2 separate regions of the Homo sapiens genome follow, and region 2 is linked to region 1. A link is a loop called in an ENCODE intact Hi-C map of the cell type or tissue named here. Cell type or tissue: GM12878. All regions are shown on one strand. Links, peaks and the distances in the headings refer to the core of each region. The heading gives the core; the rest is flanking DNA.

Region 1 (6,301 bases), core at 909-5,908:
TAAGGACTGACCCTGGATTTATAGCTTTTGATTGGTTGGGCAGACAAGTTCAGGTAAGTTTGGTTCAAAAGAACACTTTGCTTTTATGGTGCTTTTAACATTGGAGGTAATCCTCAAGACGTGTCAGAAATGGGTTTATCTGTCTGCATGAGTTGTCTCAAATTTTAATTCTGCATCATGGGTTAGACAAATAGTTTTGCTTATGTTGAATATGTTAGTCTGTCTGGTTTGTTAACACTACTGCTGTTCTGTACCTATGTCATCGTTCCCTAATCCATTGCCCACATCCTCCTCCCCAGGAACTATCATACTTCTTAGATGTTTCCACAGACAGAGAAACAGGCTTCCTTTGCATCCAGTGCTAACTAATGCCACCTACAAGCCATGTATGGCTCCCAACACATTGCCACAGTTGGCTCATTCTGTAGCATTCTAGAGTCAGACTGAATGTCAGAAATGTCAGGAAATTTGTATCCAGGAATATTTCAAAAATATGCTTCTACACCATTCATTGGAGGGGGCAAAGCTGAGAACATTAACTTTCCAAGTCTATCCAACACATTTGCTGGGTCCGTCCTCTGAGAGCCTAGCATTCCTGTGCACTGTCTAATTTCCAGTCATGTGGTTGGAATGAAATCTCTTTTTCTTTCTTTAACTCAGACTTTTCTGGAGTACACAGATGCTGGTGCTTCATTTGTCTTTGGTGAGAAATACAAAGACCACTTCTTTGCATTTAAGGTAAAGTCAAACCTTTTTTCTATGTAGTCGCTGCTATTTCAGCGGCTTCTGTCTTTGTAGATGTTCAGATAGAACTTAACTGACCAAAAACCAGGTATATACCTACTGCGCTGGTCAGAGGTGTGCAATACATCACTGCTCTTTTCCACTGACAATGTTATCTGAAGTTAGTGGACTGCACGCATTTTACCTTGTTACTATGGAGTTAAGGGAAACATCTAGAGGAAGTCAGAACTATTCAAATACTAGGGAATGGGGCTTGTAGCTTTATCTGAGATACTTAGGAAAAATCAAAAGGGTAATAGCACCTTCGGCCTTCAGGGAAAAGAATATTATGTTCCCAGCAACAAGTAGGCATGTGGCAGTGAATGGCTGATGGGTCCAGGATCAGTGACAGCTCTGTATTCGAAAGCCCCTCAGTCCCAGTCCTTGGGGCAGCCGGTCAACCACATCAACCTCTGTTTTAGAGCCATCCCCGTGCTAAACGTTTCTCATCTCTCCTTCAGCATAGCCTTTGCCTAGGCAGGACTAGGGGATAGGCCTTCTCCTAACTAAAGAAGGAACATTATTTTACAGGGGAAAGGCAGCTTGGCCCCATGGCTGGCCACAGTCAGTTCCTTCTTGAGGCTCCCACATGCCCCAGGAAGCCCATCCTCCTCTGGGAAGTCCCTACAAACACTTGTCAATGAGTCAGAAACATGCATTCGGGTTTTCCTTCAGCTTTCTTTTTTTGTGGTGTGTTGTTATTCATACACTTCTAAATTGTTTTCTCACTTAGAGACTCCAAATTTACCTCCAAATTACCCCAGCTTCAGTTAGGCCAACTTTTAGGCTGAAAAAAGATTCAGCCTAAAACGTTAAACCAGCAGTTTAGTGGCAGGCTGGAGAAGAGAACCTCTGCTGTTTGTAAGAAGCCTGCAGTTTATACAGCATTTCACTTAGCACCCTCCCCCAGCAACCTCTACCTGGCAGTTTAGCTGGTTTGATGTTTTAGGGCTGAGATAACTCAGCCATCTCTGAAAGGCCAAATGTTTATAGAGTGAGATAGAAATATACTCATATCATGAAACGAATTCAGAATTGGAAAAAATAAAGTCATAAAGAAGGAATAACTTGCTACCCAGACTATACAGGTGTTTTCAGGCCTTCCCCCTCCCCTCTTCCAGGGCAGTGGCCCCTATTCTTTCCTGCCAATGCAGAATCCTCTGCTAACATTCCAGAGATGAGCCTCTTTAACTCCCTCAAGCTTTCAGGAAGGCACTGCCTACCCATTAAAGCCAATAAAAGGCTCATCGTGAGTGAGCTCTGAATACTGGCACAAAATGTCTTTTAATATATATTATTAATGGATTTTTTTCTAAATTAGATCCTGTACAAATTGTCCTCGGTCATTCTGTGCCTCTGGTAGCAGCTTTCTCTGGCCAGTTAGCCGGGGAACAGTAGGGAGGGGGTACAGTAGGATGAGGCTGAGGAGGGACCCAGCCCACAGCTCTTTGTGGTCTATGCAGGGTAGAAACTGCTCTCTGTGGAAACATTGGCTGCACTGAAGGCACCCAAAGAGCATCAGGAAAATAGGATCTAGGAAAATGCAATGGTTTTTTGTTTGTTTGTTTTGTTTGTTTGTTTGTTTGTTTTTGTGAGATGGACTCTTGCTCTGCCATCCAGGCTGGAGTGCAATGGCACAATCTCGGCTCTGCAACTTCTGCCTCCCAGGTTCAAGCAATCCTCCTGCCTCAGCCTCCCCAGTAGTTGGGATTACATGAGTGTGCCACCACGCCTGGCTAATTTTTGTATTTTTAGTAGAGACAGGGTTTCGCCATGTTGGCCAGGCTGGTCTCAAACTCCTGACCTCAGGTGATCCGCCCGCCTCAGCATCCCAAAGTGCTGGGATTACAGGTGTGAGCCACCGAGCCCAGCTGGAAAATACAATGGCCTTTAACACAGAACTAAAGTAGCTTCCAAAATGCAGTCACTTTTTAGTAATTTGAAAATCTATAGGTAAAATCACTATTATTTTAAAAGCTAGAAGAATGAATGTTTACTGCATAAGGTCATGACAGACCCCTATTGACTTCAGTAGGGGGGGCACCATGTTTGAGCGGCCAAAGAAAAGACCTGGAGCCAGCAAATGAGACATAGGGTTTATTGAGGGGGACTCACATGCAGGGCAGTCCAGTGGCAGCAGGCTAGAGAGGAGAACCGCTACTGTTTGTAAAAGGCAGGCAGTTTATATAGCATTCTCACTTAGTAACCTCCCCCAGCAACCTCCACCTCCCAACCTTCATTTAACCCAAAACAAAGGGCCTGGATCCCCCATATGGCCTGCTTTCCACGGAATGGGCCAAGGGTTCAGATATTCCTTATAGATAAGGAATGAATCTTTGGAATGGCCGCTCCCAGGTTCCTTAGTTTGGAACTCCAAACACACACGCTTAGACCATAGGGTCATTCTCAGGACATGCTGAAGTTATTGCTGTCAGGTGTGTCTGCCATCCAGTAGGAGGCACTATGTGTCAGCACCTACCATGCCTTACCTGATCTCTACAGCTACTCAGAATAAGGCTCTGAGGTTGCTCACAATTTATCTCAACTTAGGTTACTCTGCTAACTAGTGGTGAAGCCCATGTCTTTTTAGCACCAGGACAAGAATATTTTCTGACAGCCTTCAGTGTATTGATCTAGGTATTACAAATCCCCCCAAACTTCATTCCTTCTTTGAGCAAAAAAAGCTCACCATAGAAGACAGGGGAAAAAAGTCAAAGTCCTGTGACAAATTAGAATAAAAGACTGTAGATAGGGAAGCTGCCTGATTAAAGTTCAAGAGGAGTTTCCCATATTTTTATGATGTTTCAGAGGGAGAAAAGGAGACAGAGAGGAGGCCTGATATAAAACCTGCTGGTGCAGCTGGACCCATCATTAATCCATGTTTGTTTCTGTCCCCACAGGTCCTGCCGATCGTGGTTTTCTTCAGCACTGTGATGTCCATGCTGTACTACCTGGGACTGATGCAGTGGATTATTAGAAAGGTACTGGGGCTGGGAGGGACTGGGTTATAGGTGTAGAGCTGATTATCTCAGGCACGAAGTCCTCAAGGCCTTTTATGCAGGTATTTACGAAGTGCCTTTCTCTTCCTACCATTATCCACCATCACCACCTAAGTGATTAGATTCAAAACCTCCAATCCTAAATGTGTCCATGGAGGGAATTTTATCTCAGGAGCTTCTAATAGGGTTTTGATTTGCAAAGCACTGGATATCTTCATGAAACTATAGCAGTTACTTCTTTAGCGGAGGAATTGAGGTCAGATACTGCTGGGGGAAATGATGTTATTCCTTCATCTTGGTTAACCGCCCTGTGCTTATCTTTTTTTCTTTTTTAAGCTACTCCTTAATTGTATGCTACCTTGCTTAAGGAGGTTACAAAAGTAGACACTTCTGGTTTTGGAGGTGCTAGAGAAATTGAAGCAAAAAGGAGAAACAGCTTTTCACTCCTGAGGGAGTTTCATAAGCATGAGCGTGCATGCATACACACACACATACACACACACAGCTGAAGAGTTCATGTCCTTCCTGCTGCCCTAGCCTCAATGAGTCCTATGTTCATGTGTTAGATCAGAGGACAAGGAGCTCCGTCAGCTAATTTGGATGCACCACACACGAGCACAGAGCAGTGCAGGCAGTGCTTGGGGCACAGCCCCAGCCCTCCTTGATCCCAATAAATAAATCAAAATGTACAAAAAGGAAGAGAAGAGAGAGAGGGAACCAGAATACAGGTAGTAGCAGAGTTCAGAATGACAGCAAGAACTCCAGGGCCCATAATTTCCTGTTTAAACCCCAAAACATTCAGAATTGTTATGCTCTTGTCTAAACTAAAAAGCAAGGAGAGAGAATGCAACAGGAAGTCCTCATCCACCATCTCTAGTTGAAAGGCCAGTACAAAAGTGGAACCAAAAACCACGTTCATTTCAATTAAGTAAAAAAGACCAAACCTCAAATACATCCTGCTACATATGGGTGACCTTTGACAAAACAACTAAACTGTTCTGTGCTTTGGTTTCCTCTTTAATAAAATGAGTATAATTACATAGGACCTCTCTCAAAGAGTTATTGTAAGAATTAATTGCATTTTCTGGACTGTCAAGGGCTTAACACAGTGCCTGGAATGCAGTAAAGCCTTCCATAAGCATGTTAGCAATTGTCATTTATTACTTGTATACAATAGACCTATAGAAATTGATTTGTATAATGTTCAAAGTATACGCAATGACTCAGACTTACTACTCCAATAAGAGGATTTGCTTGGCCTGCTCTAGGGGCTCAATAAGTTAAACTTACCTTTAGCTCCATCATTAGCTTGCTGACAAATGTTGAAGCCCTCAATATTTTACACCAGTTTAAGGATTTTAATCCCTACTTTGAAGTTTTGGGTATACAAAAAGTTCTTTGCTGACTTTGTCCCTTTCTTCCTTTTAGGTTGGATGGATCATGCTAGTTACTACGGGATCATCTCCTATTGAATCTGTAGTTGCTTCTGGCAATATATTTGTTGGACAAGTAAGTTGTAATATCAACAGAACAAAACATCTGTTGAAATGGATCGTCTCTTTCCAAAAAGCCAAATAAGAAAATAACACAATGTTCTTTTAGTGTAGAGAAAATGGTGTCAAAATAAGAAACCCCCAGTATTGGCAATGTCCGGATTCCAGGGGGAGAAGAGAGAGAGACAGAGAGAGAGAGAGAGAGAGACAGAGAGAGAGACAGAGAGACAGAGAGACACAGAGAGAAATTCCTTTTAACAGTCTGGGTATGGTATGTAGAATTGGGTTCTTGAGAATGTTTATGAAGAGGATGGAAGGTTGTCATTTTATTAAGGCATAGACATAGAGCTTCTCATATAGATTCTCAATAAATCTGAATTTAGTGATTGTGAGGTTTCTGGTCAACTCTTCAGAGGCTGGTAGCTCTTCCACTTGAATGGATTTCACTATCTCGAAATCTCCAAGCTACAAACAGCCTCCCATTCTAAACTATAATGCCTGTGGCAATGGAGGAGACCAAGAAAGCCTTTCCACCAACAACCATGCAACTGCGTAAATACTTGAGCTTATTCTCAACTTGTCTGAACTGGCCAATATTCTGTCTTTGCTGAGCCTGAAGAAAAATGCTTTTAGGTTTTTCTCTTCTCATCAAAAATAAGCTTTTAGACTTCAATTTTCACCTCCCTGTTCCATCACATGGAGAAACGCTCTTTTGCCTGAAGCCCATTTAAGCAAATAAATATCATGCCAAGGAGTGTCCCTCAAAATAGCAGCATGGCTAAGGGGTGGATCAGTAAGAAATTGTAATAAGCCCCTCATCACTCCAGATATGCAGCTTCAGGCAGAATGGAGTCACACGCCACGAAAACCAGGTATGAACGCTTGCCAGCACCACTGCCCAAGGAAACTGAATTTGAAGCAAAAATCAAGTCACTCAGAAAAACACATAGCCCCAAATCCCAGGCTTACAACTGCTCCTGGCAGGCTGAAACTTCTTGTTGGTAAGCCAACAAGAAGCACGGGCCT
Region 2 (6,301 bases), core at 826-5,825, 460 kb before region 1:
TACCCACCATTGTCTGAGATTACCCAGAGTGGTAGGAGATTAATTTTCTGCTACTCAGTACAGAAAGGGCTAAAAGGGTATACTTCATTGAACAATAGAAAAATAAAGTCACATGGCTCACAGGTTGTGCCTGAGATAGGTGTCTGCTCATTCTCAATCCAATCCTAGACATTTTACTGATTAATCCACCCTCTGCCATGACATCACAGGAAAACGAAGATATAATGTGAGGGATAAACGATTACATAATATGCACATAAATCTACCTCTAAAATCACCTTGCACTTGTCCTCACTCATAGAGGAAAGGCTACAAGTAAATAACACAGAAATTATGTCTTTTGGGCTATGGAATGCATGTCATTTCAATATAGAAACATCTAATGTTTCAAGGATTTACTTCAAACAAAATGACAAAGCCATGCTATGAAGTCTGACTTAAAAGATCAAGAAACAGCCCACATGTTGAGCTGCTCCCTGACATCCACACCATTCCAGGAAGAGATGGCTAAGGCAGGGCTGCCTCTCTTTGCTCTCAAGCTGGAATGTCAAAGGTACCCTTGTTTATTAGTCTGTTCTCATGCTGCTAATAAAGACATACCCAAGACTGGGTAGTTTATAAAGGAAACAGGTTTAACGGACCCACAGTTGCACAGGGCTGAGGTCTCACAATTGTGGTGGAAGATGAAGGAAGAGCAAAGAGACTTCTTACATGACAGTGTGCAAGAGAGAGCTTGTGTAGGGGAACTGCTCTTTATAAAAAAAAAACCTCAGATCGTGTGAGACTTATTCACTATCACGAGAACAGCATGGGACAGACCCACCCCCATGATTCAATTGCCTCCCATCAGGTCCCTTTCAAGACACATGAGAATTATGGGAGATGCAATTCAAGATGATATTTGGGTGGGGACATAGCCAAACCATATCACTCTGACAAGATGCATGCTACCTGCAAATTAACAGTAAACAGATTCACTGGGAATGCCAACTAAATAGAAAATACCTTCTATTGATAACTTAGAGGCAATATTTTCTGGAGATGACCGCACATTTGAAGGTATAGTCAGGGATATTTAGTGTTGGCTCCAGATGCAGTATTTCATATGTCAACAGTAAAGAGACTGTGGCTACACAATAGAGAAAAAGATTACATCATTACACACCATAATAATAAAGGATCTCACCAGAAGTGCAGGGCAGACTTTTGTAGTGAGTGTGTGATTGTATATAATGGTTTTGTAACAAGGTGGTAGATATTAAAGCTGGAGGGGAGGCTCAGATGATTCTCTGTCCTGTACTATTATAATATTTCTGGTCTTTATGCAATTTTCATTTACAGGCAATCCAGGAAGCAAGTGCAGGAAAGGCTCAGTTGGGTGGTTGACTATACTCAAGTCTTGCCAGGACTTCTAAAGTTGACAACCACAACCATAAATAGAAACACCACTTCATTCTCAACATTCTCCCTCCCCACAGCACCCTCACCCCTTAAGTCACCTCCCCCTTCCTTCCTTACACTGTCGCTGAAGACAGAGATGACTCTTCTGCTTCAATCCAGGATATTAATGTCTACAAAAGACTTAAAGAATTGAAATAGAGATCAGGTCACTAGCTCACTGGCTCATTCTCTCTCTCATTCTCTTTGTCCTCAGGCCACTAAAGTTCCCAGATGATCACAGAAAAGGCCAATGTGTTTCTGCTTTTGCTGACGCTTTGATAAAAACAAAGGTCTTCCACCACTGTTAGCCTGTCCAAGCCTTGGCTTTCTCACAGAAAATGCAGGGTCTGTGGTTATAATAATATAAATGACAATCTATTGCATAAGGAAGAATTTAATTTCTTGACAATCCCTCTTTTCCTTTCTAGCAGGCTGTACATACATCAGAATTAAGGCCTATTTTTTAAAATAAATCACTTTAGCAGTTATAATCCTTTCTGTACAAAAGGGAAACACATTAGAAGTTTCCATGAGGTCGTGTTTTTAGATCTAAGCTAGTGGGTGTTGGGGGGTCCCATCCCCCTCCCATTCCTGCCCTTTCCACCTCTTTACTTTGGAAAATATTTCTCCCCTGAAAAACTGCTAAAACCTACATACCAAATCAATCAATCAATGAAACAAGTTTTTATAAACCCCAAAATAATTTAAAGTGATGAATTCTTCAGAGGACAATAAAATTAAGAATTTGCAATAATTCACACATAGTGTATTAAAGGGCTGAAGGGCTTAAAAGAAGCACACATATCAGCACATTTGTATTCATGATACATACCCATAAAGTAGATACACATTGTAATTACAATTTTTTTCTATAGACTCAACTAATAAACCTGGAAACACTAATATTCACTGTTTACATTTGCGACATTTTTCTGCATTCCAGATTCAATATGAATTCAACAAGAATCACCCTATAATATTTTCTTTAATAATGTATTACTAAAACATAAATCTGAAAAGTAACTACCTCTTAGAGAATTAGTTTAAAGAGACAGATACTAAACTAAGCACTGATTTAATTCTTATAATCACCTGAAGAGATGAGTATTATTCCCTCAATTTACCAAAGAGGAATTAAGATTTAGAGTTTAACAATTTGCCCAAAATGATGACCAGCAGGCGGGAGATCTGGGATTTAAACTCAAGCATGTTTGATTCATATGTCTTCAATATTACTTTCCTATATGTTCCTTGGGTTGAAGACTCAGGAGTTAACAACTTACAAACATGAAGGATGTGCATTATTCAAACAGGCTGTCTTCTGAAGTGCCACGTGACAATTCTGCTGATTTAGAGCTAAATGTATTCCCATAGTCATTTAGTATTCTTGCTCAAAATAAAGTAAGATAAAATCAAAGCATATGTTAGAATTTAAGCCAAGTTATTATCTGTCTTCTTCATAAATTCTGAAAAGCTTTTCCACCAAAATCAGATGTTAGGAATGAGATGGAAGAAAAACAAGAGAGGAAAAAATATAAAATTAGAAAGCAAAGACATGCAGGACAAAATGACAGGGAAAACAACGAAAGGTAAAAGAGAAGTGAAGGGGGAAAAGAAGAAGAAAACCAGAAGATTTTCAGATTTTGAAAGTCCTGTCTGAAATAGGCCATAAGCTATGTGAGGAGGTCAAAGCAAATTCCCCCCAAGGTTAATGGAAGACCAAAGAAGTGGTAACAATATTTCCTGACCTTTAAGTACAAAATCTAATTTTTTATAGGCTCTTTCACCTTTAGTGAAAATACTAGCATGGAAAGTCCCAAACAATATTGCATGCACTTTCTACATTACAGGAAAACAAGAGCTCTCACATGAATCATGCTGCGGTTGTGGGAATTCCCAGGTAAAACCAGCAATTAAAAGGTAGAGTGCATCCACCTACAAGGCTAAAGGCAGAGATGCCGATTCTTTTGCTTCCTGTCTGGGCTACTCTAGCCAATTCTTAGAAGTCTGACACACATTTTCAATATGTTGTAAAGAATAAGCATCTTCTGCTCTCAGATAGACAGAAGCCAAATGTTGGCAGGGAAAGAAGTAAGAGACTTTAAAAAGTAGATCCTCACCTCACAAACACACGGGAAAAGCTTTCTATAGCATCGCCAAACAACAGAAAAGGAACACTTGGACTAATTCTTTTCTCTAGATTCATTTTCATTTTGTTACCTTACTCAATGACTCTTTCAACTGAATGTCTTTTCTGAAATTTCTGAGGACTTGGTTGATATTGACAAATTTTGTTGCCTCTTAAGAGAGTGCTGAGATAGACTTTGAACTCCACTTGAAGCTGGGAGGAGAGTAGTTTAACAAAGGGTTTCTGTGAAAACTTATTTCTCTGATACTATTTTGTGTGGTTTATATTCCCATGCTATAAGAAAGAACTGGCAAAGTTCATTACTTGTTTCACAAAGAAAGAGTTAATTACTGAGATTTTCAAAATTTCTCTTTTGCTTTATTAGTGGCTTTCTGATACAAGAAATTTAAAATATTATTATTCATCTCTATGAAAATGTCACACTAGAATTTATTCAAATATCTTTATTCTATACGTCTCTGAAAAAGAGAGGACTACTTCATACCAAAGTTTAATAAAATAATTACAAAAAGGCCGGGTGCGGTGGCTCACGCCTATAATCCAAACACTTTGGGAGGCTGAGGCGGGTGGATCACCTGAGGTCGGGAGTTTGAGACTAGCCTGACCAACATGGAGAAACCCCATCTCTAATAAAAATACAAAATTAGCCGGGCGTGGTAGCGCACGCCTGTAATCCCAGCTACTCAGGAGGCTAAGACAGGAGAATCACTTGAAGCTGGGCGGCAGAGGTTGTGGTGAGCCGAGATCATGCCACTGCACTCCAGCCTGGGCAACAAGAGTGAAACTCTGTCTCAATAATAATAATAATAATAATAATTACAAAAAGACTAAAGGGCTAAGTTTAAAAAATACATAGAGTAAAAAACTAGTGAAATAAATATTTAGAAATATGTTTACCACCTTAGAGCAGGAAAGATCTTCCTAAGCAAGACACAACTTAAATGGAAAAGATGGACAGATTTGCTTTTATAAAAAGGTAAATCTCTTTGGTTACCAAAAGACACTATCAAAAAGTCAAAAGACTAGAAGAAAATATGAGCCACAAATATCATGAATAAATAAATATATATATATAATTGGCAAAGTATATCTATAACTCAACAATAAAAATAAACATTACTCTTATTTTTCACATGATAAAGATATTTACATTCATTATTAATCAATGTATCATTTAAACTCAAATAGCCAAAAGATTGATAATATTCAGTATAGATCAGAGTAAGAAATGAAAGGGTATCCTTACATACTGTTAGTGGGAGACTAAATTGGAAAGGCATTTATGCAAGGTAATCTATTCACATTTAAACATATATATCTTTCCTCCTAGCAATACATTTCCAAGTATCTATCTTTATACAGAAGATATTATTTGAAAATTACTTGAAATAATTTTCTGAAAACTTGGTAAAAACATAAATGTCCATTAAAAGAAGAAAAGTCAAATAAATCATAATTTGTCAATAATATTAACAACATTACATATTTATAGAGCAATTACTAAGTGTCAGAAACATTCCCAAGTGGTTTATATATATAAGCTCAGTTTGTCTTCATAACAACCCTATGGGTTAGGTATTAGTATTGTCCCATTACAGACGGAAATACCGAGGCAAGAGAGGATGAGATATTTGCTCAAAGTCACATAGCTCGTAAGAGGCAGAGCCAGGTTTCAGATCCAAGTAGCCTGATATCAGACAACTGGGAAATACTATTAAATGGAATGTAGTAGATAGCTAGGTACTGATAAAGAAAAATCCGCAAGGCAAATTGTTACCCCCAAAAAATGCAGAACAAGACTGGTATTATAATTTCCTTATGGAATCAAAAATGAAGCCATATATTTGATTGTTTACATACTATATGCACCCTATACAGTTAAAGAAAGTTATTTCTAGGAGTGGAAATGGTCATGCAGAAGAAGGTGATGGGAACATCCATTTTTATGTTTAGGTATTTCTAAACTCCTTGAAATTTTGAAAAACAAGAGTGCATTCAATTGTTACCATTCTAATTTTTCGACGGCATTTTTCTTTAAAAAAAAGAAGAAGGAAGAGGGTGCATATGGAAAACAGTTTGTCCTTACAGATGTTTCTACAACTGTGTTTCTGGCTTTTGGTCACATTTTTTCCTCTTAAAAGTTGATCCAAATATCTGTTAAACTCAACCTCTTAAATTTCCCAGAATTGTTTTCAGCTCATATAAAAGGCTTTAACCTTCAACCTCTTTAGCTTTGGCCCCGCTATGTTTATGACTATTTTTAAATAGGCAGATTTTTGGTTGCTATTGAAAGACACTCAGAGATCATTTATAAGAGCAGAAAGTTGAACTGTGGGCCTTCAGTCTGGACTTAGGAAAACCCAGATCTGCATCCCAAGGCAGGGTAGCTTTCCAGCCTTTACTAGTTGGAAACCTCCAACACTTAAGTAGGACAAATGAATGTGGATAGGGGAGTTTACATACAAGAATCAGAGGCTGCAGAGGAAATCTGTGCAGTCTATTAGCACTGAATGAGAAGAAAGCTTCCTCTTCTAGTCTCTTCTACAGAGATTTCTTAGGGTCATTTAGATATTTCACTCTTGAGTGACAAAGGCTGCATTAGTACTTAGGAATTAGATATCATATGTGGACTTCCATCAGGAAATGTAAATAACACAAAACTGATAGCCGAAACTATCCTCCAGCAGGGTGATGAATGCCAAGCTCCCTCCT

The links. Peaks named below come from ENCODE experiments on the same cell type or tissue, not always from the same donor. Only the 100,000 strongest peaks of a DNase experiment are listed, where the experiment ranks them.
Region 2: a loop joins it to region 1, with 3 times the contacts of the local background. A loop is called at or near these places in 1 of 110 quality-filtered maps.

Annotation. Positions count from the first base shown.
Region 1 is chr9:84,291,658-84,297,958 of GRCh38, reverse strand. It overlaps SLC28A3 (solute carrier family 28 member 3), which reads left to right. Exons shown (of 18, transcript NM_001199633.2): 7 at 1-53; 8 at 661-738; 9 at 3,684-3,764; 10 at 5,211-5,291. Among named protein-coding and RNA genes, the nearest start is that of SLC28A3-AS1, 17 kb to the right of the region's middle. RefSeq lists enhancers at 1,328-1,857, 4,035-4,114, 4,505-4,564. In GM12878, for the core only: a CTCF peak has its summit at 3,234 (motif pointing right); DNase peaks (open chromatin) are centred at 1,478, 4,268 and 4,658; H3K4me3 peaks cover 434 bases; H3K27ac peaks cover 4,631 bases.
Region 2 is chr9:84,756,490-84,762,790 of GRCh38, reverse strand. The region is part of intron 12 of NTRK2 (neurotrophic receptor tyrosine kinase 2); the gene reads right to left. Among named protein-coding and RNA genes, the nearest start is that of NTRK2, 90 kb to the right of the region's middle. RefSeq lists an enhancer at 3,177-3,376. In GM12878, for the core only: no CTCF peak of the experiment used is centred there; DNase peaks (open chromatin) are centred at 1,488 and 3,300; H3K4me3 peaks cover 1,150 bases; H3K27ac peaks cover 2,963 bases.